Regions from separate parts of the Homo sapiens genome. Here region 2 is linked to region 1. Evidence: chromatin loops called from intact Hi-C (ENCODE). Cell type or tissue: OCI-LY7. All regions are shown on one strand.

Region 1 (4,000 bases):
TGGCATGTGTCTGTAGTCCCAGCTACTCGGGAGGCTGAGGCAGGAGAATTGCTTGAACCGGGGAGGCGGAGGTTACAGTGAGCAGAGATCACGCCCCTGCACTCCAGCCTGGCGACAGAGCGAGACTCCTCTCAAAAACAAAAAAAAATCTTCAAATGATTACAAGAGGCCACAGCCAGGTTTTATCTGTGGTACCATCACTGCAGGGTAATACAGGGCCCTGGGAGCTGCAAGAGAATACATCATTAACTGCTGCTTGGGCTCCGGGGTCAGAAAGCCATGGTTTTGAGTCCTGCATCTGCCATCCCTGCTCTGTGACCCTGGGCAAGTCACTTCACCTAAGTCACAGATGCCTCCTCTGTAAGGTCACAACAGTACCTGCCCTCACGGGTCTGCTTCAAGCAGTACAAGACCCTGCATATGACTATATGGACGCAGTCAGTACATAGATGGTAAAATATCAAATATCAACCCAAATGGTCATGCATGGATACACAGATAAACAAAGCGTGGTCTATCCATGCAGAATATTACTCAGTCATGAAAAGGAATGAAGTGCTGGTTCCATGCCATGACATGGGTGGACCTTGAAACCATTAAGTGAAGTGAAAGGAGCCAGACACAAAAGGACAAATGGCATAGGATCCCATTTATATCAATCGGCCAGAACAGGCAAACGCAGAGAGACGGAGAGCAGATCGGGGCTCACTGGGGGGTGGAAATTGGGCAGTGCCTGCTAATACGTGAGGCGTTTCTTTTTCTGGTGATAAAAAAAAGTTCTGCAGGCCAGATGGGGTTTTCTCAGCCTGATGTCACTCTGTCCGGGTCCAAGTTCTGTCTTCATAGTTTACTAGCTGTGTGGCCTTCGAGTGGCAGCTCTCTGTGCCTCAGTTTCCTCAGCAAAAATGATAAAGTTTGGCTGGGCGCAGTGGCTCAGGCCTGTAATCCCAGCACTTTGGGAGGCCGAGGCAGGTGGATCACCTGAGGTCAGAAGTTCGAGACCAGCCTGACCAATATGGTGAAACCCCATCTCTACTAAAAACTACAAAAATTGGCCGGGCCTGGTAGCATGTACCTGTAATCCCGGCTACTTGGGTGGCTGAGGTGGGAGAATCGCTTGAACCCAGGAGGCGGATGTTGCAGTGAGCCGAGATCACGCTACTACACTCCAGGCTGGGCAATAAAGCAAGACTTCATCTCAAAAAAACAAACAAAGAAACAAAACAAAACAAAAAAAAGTTCTGCAACTACAGAGTAGTGGTAGTTGCACAATATTGTGAATGTACTTCATGTACTGAATTGCATACTTGAAAATAGCTAAAATGGTAAATTTTATGTGTATTTTACCACAATAGGAGAAAATATCCTATATAAGACAAAACAGCCCATGCTTAGCACACAGTAACAACTCAAGACATGATGGTCTTTGCTATCGTTGACTTTCAAAAATGCCCCTCTTTTTCTTGCTAAGTTATTTTCACAACACTTTATTTGTTTAAACCCTTAAATCATAGCCCTACAGCAAGGAAGACACTATCACTCCCATCTAGAGAGGAGAGGACAGATGCTCAGAGCTCAGCTTCAGTGAAGGGCAGCACGTGCTCTTGGTTAAGGCTATAGTGTTGGACACCCCCCTGGTTGATCCTTGTAGGGGTTTTCACAGCTCTGAGCCTCAGTCTCCCCATCTGTAAAATGGGGCTGTTAACAGTCCCACTTCACAGGTCATTACGAGGATTAAACAAGTTCATCAAAAGCGTGTCTGGCTTAATAAACATGGGTCAGCAAGGTTAGCAACACTAAAAGCTGTAGCTTCTGAGAGGCTGTATGTGCCAGCCATAGACATTGTTGTCTTATATATTTTAGCATATATGTACCAAACATATGCATGTGTGTACACAGGTCACCTCTGTGGTCACTGCTGTTCTCGGTGAATCCTGAGCCATAACCCAGGTTTCTTCTTCTTTTTTTTTTTTTAATAGAGACTGGATGTTGCCATGTTGCCTAGGCTGATCTCAAACACCTGAGCTCAGGCGATCCGCACGCCTCGCCCTCCCAAAGTGCTGGGATCATAGGCATGAGCCACTACGCCTGGCCCAGGTTTCTTGACCCCAGTTGCCAGTGTTTCTCAAAGTGTGGCTCTCAGGTCACCTGTAGCAGAATCTTCCCCCAGCAACGCAGGGTCAGAAGGTGCTAGATAAAAATGCAGATACCCAGGCCACATCCCTCACCCTCTGTGCCCCAATCTCTCGGGCAGAGGCCAGACATTTGCATTTTAACAATCTTTCCGGGTGACTTGTCACGCACGTTTGCTTAAGAGCCAAGTTCCACACTTAAGAGGCCACCTGAGGACGGGGAACTCCTCCAGGGCAGGCCCCAGTCCTCAGAGAACCCAGAGGCAAAGCAATTAGCTTTTGAAAGAGGAACTGAAGCCAGCGCACAGCAGCCCAAATTACCCTCCTGAGCTCTACTTCTCTATTGCTCTCTGATGCAACCTCCATCACCTATGGCTGCTAATTGGGGTGACAGGTCCAGGGTGGGTGGGAGGCTCTAAGGAAGCCCAGTGGGCCTCCCAGGCTTGCACCCACCCTCCTCATCAGCCCCCCTTTCTCCCATTCATTTCTGAGACTGCAGACAATCCAAACCGCACAGCCTGCAGTTTTCCAACCAAACCAGGCACCTTGCTTTTAAAGTCATCTTTGAGGGCCTGGCTCAGGCCTGCGGGTGAAGTCTTGACCTCTGCTCCAGCTTAAGCTTCAAGGTGGCCCCTGCAAAGTGACTTCCCCAGGCTTCCCTCCTGCCCCTGGATTCTGGCACGTCATAAAGTGGCTTGGGGGGGCTCTTGTATTTTATGAGCTCTGAATCAACAGGACGCTGTTGGTTTAACCAGTTTGGGTGTTGACTTTGTCTTGCAACTGTGCCCACCTGCAGCACAGCAGCAGCCACCGCAAAGGTTCAGCGAAGAAAACTGACACCGGCACAGGGTTCCCCCACATCGCCCAAGTAGGCCTGGAAATGGGAAGTTATTGCCTGACTATCTGAAATTCGCCGTCAAGCCGGGTGGCCAAGAATTACGATCTATCCAAGAACCTCAGGAGAGACTGGTTAGAGAAATTCGCTCCTACAGAGAGGGCAGTTTCTGTTAATAACAGCGGACAGGCTGGGTGTGGTGGCTCACCCCTGTAATCCCAGCACTTTGGGAGGCCAAGGTGGGCAGATCACTTGAGGTCAGAACTTCGAGACCAGCCTGGCCAAGGTGGTGAAACCCCATCTCCACTAAAACTACAAAAAAAGTTAGCTGGGCGTGGTGGTACGTGCCTGGAATCCCAGCTACTTGGGAGGCTGAGGCAAGAGAATTGCTTGACCTGGGAGGTGGCGGTTGCAGTGAGTTGAGATTGCACCACTGCCCTCAAGCCTGGGTGACACAGCAAGACTCTGTTTCAACAATAAAAATAAATTTAAATTTAAGAAATAACAGGCCGGGCAGGGTGACTTATGCCTGTAATCCCAGCACTTTGGGAGGCTGAGGCTGGCAGATCACCTGAGGTCAGGAGTTTGAGACCAGCCTGGCCAACATGATGAAACCCCATCTCTGCTAATAATACAAAAAAAAAAAAAAAAATAGCTGGGCATGATGGCACGCACCTGTAATCCCAGCTACTTGGGAGGCTGAGGCAGGAGAACTGCTTGAACCCGGTAGGCAGAAGTTGCAGTGAGTCGAGATCGCGCCACTGCACTCCAGCCTGGATGACAGAGCGAGACTCTGTCTCAAAAAACTAAAAATAAATAGCAGACAATTACAAATGCTATAAAGACTACAGATTGCAGGCACAACATATACACATTTTTAAAAATATTATAAAACGCCCACACCAAGAAGCAATTTAGGGTTCACACGTAAAAGTAACATTCTAATTTTGGGACTTTGAGCAAGACACTTAATTTCTTTGCCTCTGTTTTTCATCTATAAAATGGGAATATCACAGCACTAACCTCACTGGGC
Region 2 (4,000 bases), 660 kb before region 1:
GCTGGAGTGCAATGGTGTGATCTCGGCTCACCGCAACCTCCACCTCCTGGGTTCAAACGATTCTCCTGCCTCAGCCTCCCGAGTAGCTGGGATTACAGGCATGCGCCACCACGCCCAGCGAATTTTGTATTTTTAGTAGAGACAGGGTTCCTCCATGTTGGTCAGGCTGGTCTCGAACTCCTAGCCTCAGGTGATCTGCCCGCCTCGGCCTCCCAAAGTGCTGGGATTACAGGTGTGAGCCACTGTGCGTGGCCACCTACGCAATTTTTAGTGTTCTAGGAGCCACATGAAAAAGAAACAGGTGGCCAGGCACCATGGCTCATACCTGTAATTCCAGCATTTTGGGAGGCCAGGGCAGGCGGATCACTTGAGGCCAGGAGTTTGAGACCAGCCTGGCCAACATGGTGGAACCCTGTCTCTACTAAACATACAAAAATTAGCCAGATGTGGTGGCATGAGCCTGTAATCCCAGCTACTTGGGAGGCTGAGGCATAAGAAACGCTTGAACCTGGGAGGTGGAGGTTGCAGTGAGCCGAGATCATGCCACTGCACTCCAGCCTGGGCAATAGAGTGAGACTCTGTCTCAAAACAAACAAACAAACAAAAAAAACCCAAAAGAATTAAAAAAGAAAAGAAACAGGTGAAATTAATTTCAATATATTTAAAATAACAGTATATCTGGGCCAGGAGCAATGGCTTACGCCTGTGGTCCCAGTACTTTGGGAGGCCAAGACTGGAGGATCACTTGAGCCCAAGGAGTTCAAGACCAGCCTGGGCAACATAGTGAGGCCCCCGTCTCTAGTTAATAAAAAAATAAAAATAAAAAGCATATCCAAAATATTTCAACATATGATCACTAGTACAAAGTTAATGAAATTTTACATTCTGTTCTTTGTCCTGAGTTTTCAAAATCAGGCTTTTGATACTGAACTTTCAGTCCATCTCAGCTTGGACTGGGCACATTTGAAGTGTTCAGTAGTCCCATGAGACGCGTGGCTGCCATGTTGGAGAGCCTAGGTCTCCGTCACCCTCTGCCTTCCTAGTGTCCCATGATGAAATAGTAATTGCTCCCATTCCTGAGCACATACTGTGTGGCACCAGTTTGCTAAACTGTGTTCATGGCTTATGTCATTGTGTCACGGCAGTGACCTGGTGACTGGGATGGTGTTATGTTGATTTTATAGGTCAGCAAACAGAGGCTCTCATGGCATAAATGACTTCATGTGGATGGACCGTAATTTATGAATCATTCATAAATGGTTCAGGGCTGGTGCGTTTTGCCAGGCAGGGTCCTGGGGGAGGCTCCACGCTCCCCAAGCATACTTTGGTCTAGTGTCCCAGGGACTCAGGCACAGACATTTAGGTTGTCTGCGACTTTTCACTGCCTTTAGCATCCTGAGTGCATTTCTTGTTCCTTCTCTCCCTTACTCTCAGCAGCGACATGTCATTGTGCCCAGTGGCTAAGCCCCAGCTTCATTTTGTCTCTATTAGGAATAGTCTTTAAGAGAAACTGCGTGTATTCATTTCATTTTCTCACTCAGGGCTGTCTTTAACTCAGTCACGGGTTTGCTTATGCTCATTTGTAAGGGATTTGTAATAAAGAGCCCCAACTCCCTGTAGCTCCATGCAGCCATAACCCACTGAAAGCACTTGTTGAAGTTTATTTACCAAAAGAAACAGAAACTGCGCCAGAGCAGAGTCACATGCAGCCTCCACTTTTAAAGCTTAATTCATTACCAGATCCCCAAGCTGGAACAGTTTCCAGGTGGGCACATGAGCAGGAAAAGGAAAACCTAGTTTGCGAACAGACCTGGACAGCAGCCTCCTCCCAACCAGCCTGTCTCCCGGGGGCACTTTTGCCGCTTCCATGGAGCAGCAGAAATCTCAGTCCAGCCAACCCCGGCCTTAGGGGGCCTGGGCCTCCCTGTGAAGTGGGGCCTGCTTCATTCAGCACCTTCAGCCTCGGTATGTGCCAAGTCTTTCCTGGAGCTGGGGACGCCACAGGCAGTGAGACACATGAGGCCCTTCCCCTGTGGCACTGCCAGACAATAAACACATAACAAGGCCAGACACAGTGGCTCACGCCTGTAATCCTAGCACTTTGGGAGGCTGAGGTGGGCGGATCCTTTGTACCCAGGAGTTCGAGACCAGCCTGGGCAACATGGCAAAATCCCGTCTCTACAAAAATTAGCTGGGCGTGGTGGTATGTGCCCCTGGTCCCAGCTACTAGAGAGGCCGAGATGGGAAGATCACCTGGGCTCTGGGAGGTGGAGGTTGCAGTGAGCTGAGATCGCATCACTGCACTCCAGCCTGGGCGACAGAGTGAGACCTATCTCAAAAAACAAAACAAAATGAAACCGTAACAAAACCTCTAAACTGTAATGAATGTTACAAAGCACAGACATGGGCGGATGTGAGATAGGGCACCTGTGTGTGCATAGAGACTCAGGAGGGTGAATAGAAGGTTATTGTCTGGGTGCAGTCATGGAGGTCTTCCCTGAGGCAGCATTGTCTTAGGATGAGCCCTGAGCCTGAGTAGGAGTTGGCTGGCTGAGGAGAAAAATATCCCAGGCAGAGAGAACAGTTCTTGCAAAAGCCCTGGGATGGGATGAAGCAGGGGGTTTTTGGGGGATGGAGAGAAGAGCAGCTGGTGGGAGGGGGAGCAGCAGGAGATGGGGCAAGTGAAGGGGCACAAGCTCTGCCTGGACTTCACACTGCTTTCCCCAGATGGAGGAGCTGCTGAGGGGCGGTGCCTTGAGCTGGGTTGGCAGGTGAGTTACTGTTTCCAGGGCCTCGGGTTTTCTGTTCAACTAGTTCCCTGCCACCCCTCTTTCTGGTTTGAACATCCCTTTTTTTTTTTTTTTTTTTTTGAGACAGCCTTGTTCTTGTCACCCAGGCTGGAGTGCAGTGGCGCAAACTCAGCTCACTGCAACCTCCGCCTCCTGGGTTCAAGCGATTCTCCTGCCTCAGCCTCCCAAGTAGCTAGGATTACAGGTATGCACTACCACGCCCGGCTAATTTTTGTAGTTTTAGTAGAGACAGAGTTTCGCCATGTTGGCCAGGCTGCTCTCGAACCTGTGACCTCAGGTGATCCACCTGCCTCGGCCTCCCAAAGTGTTAGGATTATAGGCATGAGCCACCGCGCCTGGCGAACTTTTGATTTTTCTATAGTCAGGATGAGAGAAAAGAGAAATATTTCTCCAAACTCTGTACCTGGACAAAAGTAGAAAAATGTAAATTAGCCAAAGATGGCCTTGAGTTTCAAGAAAAATGTGGGAGAGGAGTTTTCTTTGCAGAAGCTAAGAATGTTACATCCAACTTGCAAACACGGCACACCTGTGGGAAACTTCCTAACATGTCGCATCCTTTTGTGACCTGCTGGTCCCCTTTGGGCATTCAAGTTTGGGATGCTGGATTAGAAGTCTGTGATGGGGGGCCGGGCGCCATGGCTCATGCCTGTAATTCTAGCACTTTGGGAGGCCGAGGCGGGTGGATCATTTGAGGGCAGGAGTTCGAGACCAGGATGGCCAACATGGTGAAACCCTGTCTCTACTAAAAATACAAAATTAGTTGTGCGTAGTGGCAGGTGCCTGTAATCCCAGGTAGTTGTGTGGCTGAGGCAGGAGAATTGCTTGAACCCGGGAGGTGGAAGTTGCAGTGAGGCCGAGATTGTGCCACTGCACTCCAGCCTGGGTGACAAGAGTGAGACTCTGTCTCAAAAACAAAAAACAAAAAAGTCTCTTAGGGGGACTCCAGGGTATGGTCTACTGTCTCAAAGATGTAGTTCCAATATTTATTCCTTAAATTTTGTTTTGAGATGGGGTCTTGCTATGTTGCCCAGGCTGGTCTCGAATTCCTGGGCTCAAGCAATCTGCCCACCTCAGCCTCCCAAAGTGTTGGAATTACAGGCATGAGCCACCGCACCTGGCCTCTTCCTTAAATTGTATGGCAAACCTGCATTGTGCCATTCTGCTGTAGGCACTGGGCGAGACCAGCAAGA

Evidence for each region. Hi-C counts contacts between places; a loop is a spot of excess contacts. Peaks named below come from ENCODE experiments on the same cell type or tissue, not always from the same donor. Only the 100,000 strongest peaks of a DNase experiment are listed, where the experiment ranks them.
Region 2: a loop joins it to region 1, with 4 times the contacts of the local background. A loop is called at or near these places in 1 of 110 quality-filtered maps.

What each region holds. Positions count from the first base shown.
Region 1 is chr20:51,458,679-51,462,678 of GRCh38, forward strand. The region is part of intron 5 of NFATC2 (nuclear factor of activated T cells 2); the gene reads right to left. Among named protein-coding and RNA genes, the nearest start is that of MIR3194, 7.7 kb to the left of the region's middle. RefSeq lists an enhancer at 3,924-4,000. In OCI-LY7, no CTCF peak of the experiment used is centred here; DNase peaks (open chromatin) are centred at 2,383 and 2,913; H3K4me3 peaks cover 1,772 bases; H3K27ac peaks cover 3,058 bases.
Region 2 is chr20:50,797,711-50,801,710 of GRCh38, forward strand. The region is part of intron 1 of BCAS4 (breast carcinoma amplified sequence 4); the gene reads left to right. Among named protein-coding and RNA genes, the nearest start is that of BCAS4, 4.6 kb to the left of the region's middle. RefSeq lists enhancers at 1,201-1,280, 1,781-1,890, 1,911-1,970, 2,511-2,620. In OCI-LY7, no CTCF peak of the experiment used is centred here; DNase peaks (open chromatin) are centred at 1,001, 1,375, 2,391 and 2,751; H3K4me3 peaks cover 4,000 bases; H3K27ac peaks cover 4,000 bases.